Linked DNA regions of Homo sapiens: region 2 is linked to region 1. A link is an interaction called in ENCODE POLR2A ChIA-PET data of the cell type or tissue named here. Cell type or tissue: OCI-LY7. All regions are shown on one strand. Each heading gives the region's core, and the rest is flanking DNA. Links, peaks and the distances in the headings are about the cores only.

Region 1 (4,402 bases), core at 321-4,320:
ATATGCTTATTCACATTTACCAATGAAAGAACAAGCCTGCCTGGTTTCCTCTGCCAATTCTGGCCTCTCCTCTGAATGATGGGCTGATTGCAAGTACTAGCATGCTATCAGATAGGCTTCATTTTAGAGAAAGTAGGTAGGAATCAGGCAGTAATCAGGGAGGACAGACAACCTGGGATTTCTGCCCAATCCCCACCACCCCCCACCACCCTCCCCCACCCCCGAAAAAAGAAAAGTTGTTCAGGTGCAGGTGCTCACACCTGTAATCCCAGCGCTCTGGGAGGCTGAGGTGGGAGGATTGCTTGAAGCCAGTAGTTCTGGGCAACAGAGTGAGACCAGGTCTCTACAAAAAAATGTAAAATTTAGCCCGGTATGGTGGCATATTCCTGTAATCCCAGCTACTCAGGAGGCTGAGTTGGGTGGTTTGCTTGAGCCCTGGAGTTTGAGGCTGCAGTGAGATAGCATCACATCACACACTCTAGCTTGGAGACACAGCAAGACCCTGTCTCTTGAAGGAAAAAAAAAAAAAAGGCCGGGCGTGGTGGCTCACACCTGTAATCCCAGCACTTTGGGAGGCTGAGGTGCGCGGATCACGAGGTCAGGAGTTCGAGACCAGCCTGGCCAATATGGTGAAACTCCATCCCTACTAAAAATACAAAAATTAGCCAGGCTTGGTGGCAGGCACCTGTAGTCCCAGCTACTTGGGAGGCTGAGGCAGAAGAATCGCTTGAACCCAGGAGGCGGAGGTTGCAGTGGGCCGAGATGGTGCCACTGCACTCCAGCCTGGGCAACAGAGCAAGACTCCATTAAAAAAAAAAAGCCAAAACATGGAGGACCCTCCTCTAGGGCACTAAATCTCATGTTGAAGCCCTGGCTTCTTTGAAACAGATCATTTGCTTTTTTGTCGTTGTTGAGACAGGGTCTCACTGTTGCCCAGGCTGGAGTGCAGTGGCGCAATCTCGGCTCCCTGCAACCTCTGCCTCCCAGGTTCAAGCAATCCTCCCACCTCAGCCTCCCGAGTAGCTGGGACTATAGGTGTGCAGCACGCCGGGCTAATTTTTGTATTTTTAGTAGAGATTGGGTTTATGCCATGTTGCCCAGGCTGGTCTCAAACTCCTGGGCTCAAGCCATCCACCAACCTCGCCCTCCCACAGTGCCGGGATTACAGGCTTGAGCCAGCACACTGGTCCATTTGCATTTTTTGGAGTGCTGTTGCAGCCTTCTGCCTGGGGGCAAACACCATTGCTATAACAGGTTATAAGAGACCAACCGAAGCAGTCGTCCACCTGCAGGTAATTCTTAAATCAAACATCTTGATTTCTTTTCCTCTTCTCATTTTTGCTTTCTATATAAGCCAATCACAGTGGACTCCACTGTGGGAAAATGGTTACCACTTGTGCTACAGACTTCTTTCAAACTTCTTCTGAGATATGGCTTCTATTGTTAGATTATTCTAGGGGCTAATCCATTCTGCTTTCCAAATCTAATTTCCATTCTCTTTTCAAAACCTTAATTCCTCTGATATGTCCCTCTTCTGTTTTCAAGCTTATACCAATTTATTCCATTTTATAAAAAAACTTATTATTTATTAAATTGGATTTTATTTGAGGGAGGGGAGGACAATGTTGAATTCACACTGCTATCTTAACCTAAAAGTGTTGCATTCCCTTTTTAATACTCAAGAGTTCACAGTTTTAAAAATCAGAATTGAACAAACACTAACTAGATCAGAAAATATTCAAGATACTTCAGTCACTAAACACATGTGAGAGGTGACTATTTTAGAAAGAATTTCCTCACTTTAAGTAGTATTTTTTAAAGAAATTATACCCTATTCTGTGAGCAAAGTTAATCTCAAGCCAGATATTTACTAAAAATATAATAATTATTTATATAATTCAAGCAACAGCACAAACTGTCCTACAAACACATATCAGCTCTGAACATTTCTGTTAAAAGGATTTTGGTCTCTTTCAGTTCCCTATTTGATTTTACCAGGCTAGCTGTAGACCTCTCAGAATCATAGATGATTAAAATGAGAATGTGTTATATATTTAGTCATACCTACTCACATTGTAGAGGAAAAAACTGAGGCCACGCAAGACCATCTAACACAAGGCCACCAAACTTGTGACAGGGATAGACTAGAATAAAGCCATTAGCATTTCTACACCAGTGTTCTACCCACATATAAACAGCCTGCCCCAACTCCCTTACATATTTTTGTAAAAGCTTTTATCTTTTCTTCACAACATTTATCATCTCTTATTTAGTGTCTTCCTTTCCTGCTAAAGTCTAAGCTTCACATGAGCATAAGCCCTGTATGTCTTATTATCTATTTACATTCTGTAGCTTTCCAGGTGCCTAAGCATCATCAAGTACCCAATAATTATTTGGTAACTGAATGAATGAATGTTCCATATTGCCTCTCTACTCTCAGTGAACTTATTGAAACTTAATGCCTTAAAATAGTAGCTTATAGGAAGAGGGGTGGTAGTATCTGTGAACAGCTTGAAATGATATGTAAAATTCTCTAGGTGTGTCCATCTTGTATAGTCTACACTTCTCATTAAATTCTCAAAGGGGTCCATATTTACAAAAAAAAAAAAGCTGAAACTTACTGCCTTAGGACAAGGCCCCCAAAGTAGTGTTTTACTCTAACATAGTTAGGCTCCCAATGTTAAAACTACTAATTCTCTTTGGCTTAATTTTAATGCCACAGACTTATCTGTGCATTCCCTTTGTTCTATCGTGGCTTAGTTCTAAGGTGAGAAGAAGAATCTAGGTAAGGATTGACTAAAGAAAATGACACCATGCTTCTCCTATAAGCAGAAATAACAAAAGTATTCATTGATAGTCCTTTAGCAGAAATACATTCTGCTTATATAATACTCACCTTTTCAGCTGGAAGAATGTGTTGTTTCATGAAATGCTTCACCTTAATAAGAACTTCCTGACCTTTCCGAGTCTGTACAAACAACTGTCCAGTAGTATCAATCTGTGGTAGTACAGTACTGAAAGTTCTTTGCCAAAAGAAAAAAGGAAAAAAAGGTTACAAAGATGTCCAAAGATCATTATTACATATTTCTAATATAATGTGAAGTTTCCTCAGCTACCCAAAAAACATCCCCCAGAAGGAGTAGCTGTATTTTATATTTTAAAAAAGTCTTCCATATTATGGACTGAATGCAGAATCACTTCCATTTTAAACATTTAACTTTAATGCTTAAAGCACTATTTGGGGAAAACATATAGGCCTGGCATCACCTCAAGCAATGTTAGTGATAGATGCAGGAGGCACAGGGTCTTGTCTGGACATGCCCACAATGGACTGGGGGCCTGCCTGCACACTGGGGGAATGGGGTGGAGCCACCGGGAATTCGCGCCTTATGCAAGGGGAGGAGCCTGGCCTCTTTAGCTCAAGTGTGGTAGCCTGGTATTCAATGTGTGAGGTGGGCGCCTGTTGGCAGGACCCCCCCTTTCTTTGCTGAGAGCTTTCTTTTCGCTTAATAAATCGGCCCTCCTCATCCTTTAATGTGTCTGTGTGCCTAATTTTTCCTGTGAGACGAGAACCTGGATTTTAGCTGAACTAAGGAGCAAAAAATCCCGCTTCATTAGTTTTGAATCTTTATTGAAGTCACCCGTCAGAATCTCCAGAAGAAAAAGCAAAGAAGTTGAATTGAACACAAATAATCATTATTCTTACTATTAATATATGCCTCACAAATATAGCTGCTGAATATTAGATCTGTAGAACAGAAAACCAAACACTGCATGCTCTCACTCGTAAGCGGGAGTTGAACAAACCACCATGGCACATACATACCTATGTAACAAACCTGCAGGCTCTGCACATTTATCCCGGAACTTAAAATAAATTAAAATAAAATAAAGAAGACCTGTAAAGGTCATTATGAAGCACAACAGAATCAATTGTTATGGTGTAGAGAGAACAAATACCCATCTATAAGATAAATTGGAAAAAAGCAATTGTCCTAACATTATGCCATGGGTACTTGTGGGTTAAGCAGAATTTCTGGGACAGCATCACACATGCATCTGGTAAGCAATGGGAATGAAACTGGCAAAGTGTGTTCGATGCCTGAAAAAGTGCTCTGCTGATGAAGACATGGGTTTCAAAGATGCTTATGAAATGTCTGAATATAACTTCATGAAATGTAACAGTGGAAAAGAACAATATTTCTAAATTAATAAATCATCTTATATAATGCATTTTTAAAATTAGATATATGTAAGTGACTTAAATATTAGAAAGAAACACTTGAGAGTTTTATCTATATCCTTAAACATTTACACAATCAAGTGGCACAAAAATACTTTTAAACCTAAATACGGAGATTTTCTTTATATTTTAGGTCAATTTGTTTTTAGGCATAGAAGA
Region 2 (4,402 bases), core at 253-4,252, 99 kb before region 1:
CAACATGGTCTAAAAATTTCTAGTAATATCATTTGGGACATGATCTCTTAAACCTGCAATAGAGGCTGGGCGCGGTGGCTCACGCCTGTAATACCAGCACTTTGGGAGGCCAAGGCGGGCGGATCACCTGAGGTCAGGAGTTCGAGACCAGCCTCAACATGGAGAAACCCCGTCTCTACTAAAAAAAATACAAAATTAGCCAGGCGTGGTGGTGCATGCCTGTAATCCCAGCTACTTGGGAGGCTGAGGCAGGAGAATTGCTTGAACCTGGGAGGCAGAGGTTGTGGTGAGCCGAGATCGCGCCATTGCACTCCAGCCTGGGCAACAAGAGCGAAACTCCGTCTCAAAAAAAACCTGCAATAGAAATTGGGTATACCTAACCGAGTAAAATCCTGCTTAGATTAAAATAGCATATTCTTAAAGTCCTTTAGATTCATGCCTTTTATGAAAGAAAATGGGAAGTTCGTTGTTCTCTTAGGATTAGTGAATCTGTTTTCAAGTATCAGCACTTAGAACTTTTGAATCCCTAGTTTTGAACACCAAATACATTACCTTGGATATTTAGGGCTGTATGAGTATTTTATAGTTGATTTATTTTTGTTTTACACCTGCAGGGAGAAACTCTGGAAACCTTGACAATGGCAACAGTGTGTCTCTTCAGCGCACAACCTCAGCTGGCAGATCAGGTCCCGCCATTGGGCCATCTTCCCAAAGTTATCCAGGCAATGAATCATAGGAACAATGCCATTCCTAAGAGTGCCATTCGGGTTATCCATGCCTTGTCTGAAAATGAGGTATTGATGAATACACTTAGTAGTTTATAAGCTCCAGAATTTATCTATGCTCCCTTCTTGACGGATATAAGTTGTAGTATTATATAAATCCCCTTTCTGCCATGTGTCTTTTTGCATACGAACCACATGGTATTTTATTAGTTCTGGGTTTATCAAAACTGGTATTTATCAAATCAGTTTTGATAAATACCAGTTTAGGTGATATAATTAATAGATTAAATTTGGTTCAATTCATTGTTAAACTGAAAGTAAGGGATTCTTTTTTTACTTATTTACTTATTTTGTTATGGTATTTACTATGTTATATAAATATTGCCAGTCTACAAGTAACCTTCTCTTTTGGGCACTTAGCTGTGTGTTCGAGCCATGGCATCTTTAGAGACCATTGGCCCACTGATGAATGGAATGAAAAAGCGAGCAGATACTGTTGGTCTAGCCTGTGAAGCAATTAATCGAATGTTTCAGAAGGAGCAGAGTGAATTAGTAGCACAAGTAAGTGACTTTCTAGATTTAGCACTATTTTAGGAAAGCAAACATACCAAGTAGATTTTTACCTATTTGGTACTGATTTGGTTTCCTTGACTTAAGGTTGGTGAGAGTTAACTTGTGAGTTTGTGTATAAACAATTTTATATTTTATATATACAAACACATACAGTAGTGTGTATAATACGTGTGTATATGTGTATGTATATATACATGGATGTTTGTGTATATATACACACACACAAAAATGGGGCCAGCTGCCAACAGTCTTACCAACTTGAGAGTACTTTTATGGTGTATAAAATTTACATTTTGGCTATCCATTGTGCAATTAGCTTAGTAGCTTGTTTAGCTTGATTTGTAAAATGTGCTTCATCCTCTTTGGAAAAATTCATTCGTTTATTTATTCCTTTGTTTCTTAAGTCATGTTTAAGAAACATGCCAAGATACTGCCTTTTTCAAAGAGACTATCCACCTAATGAAAACTGGACTTGGTGGATATCCATGTAGACAGATGTTGATGGAACAAAAAAGATGCAATAAATTTAAAAACTTACAAAAGCGATCTTTCTAAAATGTAACTCAAAGAACAAATACCACATGATCTGACTTGTAAGTGGAGTCTAAAACAATCAAACTTATGAAGCAGAGAGTAGAATAGTGATTACTAGAGGCTGGGGTTGGGGAGAATGGGAAAATGCTGGTCAAAAAGTACAGTTTCTGTTAGGAAGAATAAGGCTTTTAAGATCTATTGTGCATTATGTTGACTATAGCTAATAATACATTGTATATTTCAAAATTGGTAAGAGTAAATTTTAAATGTTTCCACAAAAAAATAAGTATTTGTAATGGTAGATATGCTAATTAGCTTGATTTATTCTGCATTGTATGCATGTGTCATAACATCACTTTATTTCCCATAAATACATACAATAAAAAATAATAAAGTATTTAAATAGAATTCTGAAATATAACTGAGCCATTCTTCATCTTAAAAACCATTCAGTGGTTTCTCATTACCTGCCAGATGACTAAGTGACATCTGGTATCCTTAGCCAGAATACAAGGCCCTGCATCTTTATTATCTGGGCTTCCCCTTCTCCCAGCCCCTCAGCCTTACCCACTGGACCCTCATTGAGGCAAGTAGAGCTGTTGGGTACATCTCAAGGAGATACTGGATGCTCTAAGGTTCAGACTTATGATTGGCTTGAGGAGTTTGATGTGTAGGAAAGAACATGAGCTGGTACTACCACTTGTTGGCTCTCTGACCTCAGACATGATATTTAACCTTAAAATGCTCAGATTTCTCATCTGTAAAATAAGGTTGTGACTATCTCACAAGGTTGTTATGAGAACAGTACCTGAAAAAAGAGGTGCATTCACTAAATGTCTTTTATTTCTTCCTATTCCCTCTGAGTTTCAAAATGGATAGTGAAAATTGTGACATTAGATTATTATTCAGCTTTTATTAGGCTGATATGAAATGTACGATGACCACAAAGATTGATGTTTGAAGAAAATATGAAAAAATACTAATGTATTTCAGAGATTGTTGCCTATTAATACAGTGTTACTAGGGCAGGCAGCCCAGTATAGGGGCTAAAAGCTCAGGTTCTATGTTTTCTGGCTCCAGATACATATTTTAATACTGCCCAGCTCTGTGATTATGAACATACTGTTTTACCCTCTGTGCATTAATTGAATAAAATAATTGATGTATAGCATTTAGAATGGTTAATGGACAGAATAAAATCTCATTAAATAAAAATGTCATTAGATACTTAAGCCTGTGTATGGCATTAAAATACGGTGCAACAGGCTGCCTTCCAGGTAGGTCCTGGGGGTAAAATTATTTCTTCAGTGGATGATTTGCATTTTTTCTGTGTGTTTATATATGCTTAATATTTCTTCTAGGCCCTGAAAGCAGATTTGGTTCCATACCTCTTAAAATTACTCGAAGGCATTGGCCTTGAAAACCTGGACAGCCCAGCAGCCACTAAGGCTCAGATTGTTAAAGCTCTCAAGGCAATGACTCGAAGTTTGCAGTATGGAGAACAGGTGAGTCTGCATAGAGTCAACTTTTGATATTCTAAAAGCCAGGGTCTTGGCCATGGATGGTCCACGTACCTGTGTTCAAGTTCCACTTACAGATATGGTTCTGTTGGTTGTAACTGGAGAAGATCCAGAGCCCAAGGATGGACTTGCATACCTGCCTCATAACTGATGAAAAAGCATAAACCATATACTCAATATTCAGGAGAATTCTTCTGGATAGTGATGGCATGTTGTACATTTCAGGAAGAAAAATGCTGGAAATCTTTAGCATGGAATATGCAGCATTTAGTGCTGCTTAAGATTAACTTTCAGCTCTAGGAGTTATTCATGGGTAGTGATAACCAAATTCATTAACCATCCCATAATGCTATTTTAAAAGATGTAGAACATCATTTTTGTTTTCATTTCCTTTCTTGCTGGTGCTTAAAAAGTGTTGGTTTTTTTTTTTCTTTGGTCGTGACTTTGTTTTTCCTATGTGTGTTAATGTATTTCAGCTGCACGTATTTGCTGACTTCAGGCCTGTTCAGTAATTTAATTTTCCTCATTGGTTTTATTTTTATTATTTCCTCTAAGGAGTTCCTCATTCAGTGTACTATATAGCCCCATCTACTAATGCTCATTTTTTTTTAATTGACGTGAAATTTACATAGCATAAAATTAACCATTTTATGGTGAATAGTTAAGTGGCATTTAGGACATTAACAGTGTTGTACAAACACCACCGTATCTAGTTCCAAAACATTTTCATCACCTCTGTACCCATTCAGCAGCTACTCTCCCTTTCTTCCTTCCCCCAACCTTTGGCACCCACCAATCTGTTTTCTGTCTCTGGATTTACCTCTTCTGCGTATTTCATATAAATATAATCATACATATGTGACCCTTTGTGTCTATCTTGTCATTTAGCATGTTTTTAAGCATCATCCATGTTACCAATGCTTCATTTTTATGTCTAAATATGTCATTGTACGTAAATGCTCCAATTTGTTTATCCATTCATCTATTGATGGACATTTGGGTTATTTCCCCTACTAATGTTCCATAGGTTTTAATTGACTTCAGCTACAG

The links. Peaks named below come from ENCODE experiments on the same cell type or tissue, not always from the same donor. Only the 100,000 strongest peaks of a DNase experiment are listed, where the experiment ranks them.
Region 2: POLR2A ChIA-PET joins it to region 1 with 5 read pairs; 2 of 35 experiments call an interaction of 5 or more read pairs at or near these places.

What each region holds. Positions count from the first base shown.
Region 1 is chr3:132,623,795-132,628,196 of GRCh38, forward strand. It overlaps ACAD11 (acyl-CoA dehydrogenase family member 11), which reads right to left. Exons shown (of 20, transcript NM_032169.5): 9 at 2,897-3,023. NPHP3-ACAD11 (NPHP3-ACAD11 readthrough (NMD candidate)) reads right to left here. Exons shown (of 45, transcript NR_037804.1): 34 at 2,897-3,023. Among named protein-coding and RNA genes, the nearest start is that of ACKR4, 29 kb to the left of the region's middle. RefSeq lists a silencer at 1,916-1,965 and enhancers at 2,881-3,382, 3,383-3,882. In OCI-LY7, for the core only: no CTCF peak of the experiment used is centred there; DNase peaks (open chromatin) are centred at 1,247 and 2,027; H3K4me3 peaks cover 591 bases; H3K27ac peaks cover 2,821 bases.
Region 2 is chr3:132,524,996-132,529,397 of GRCh38, forward strand. It overlaps DNAJC13 (DnaJ heat shock protein family (Hsp40) member C13), which reads left to right. Exons shown (of 56, transcript NM_015268.4): 52 at 615-794; 53 at 1,146-1,286; 54 at 3,194-3,337. Among named protein-coding and RNA genes, the nearest start is that of ACKR4, 70 kb to the right of the region's middle. In OCI-LY7, for the core only: no CTCF peak of the experiment used is centred there; no DNase peak of the experiment used is centred there.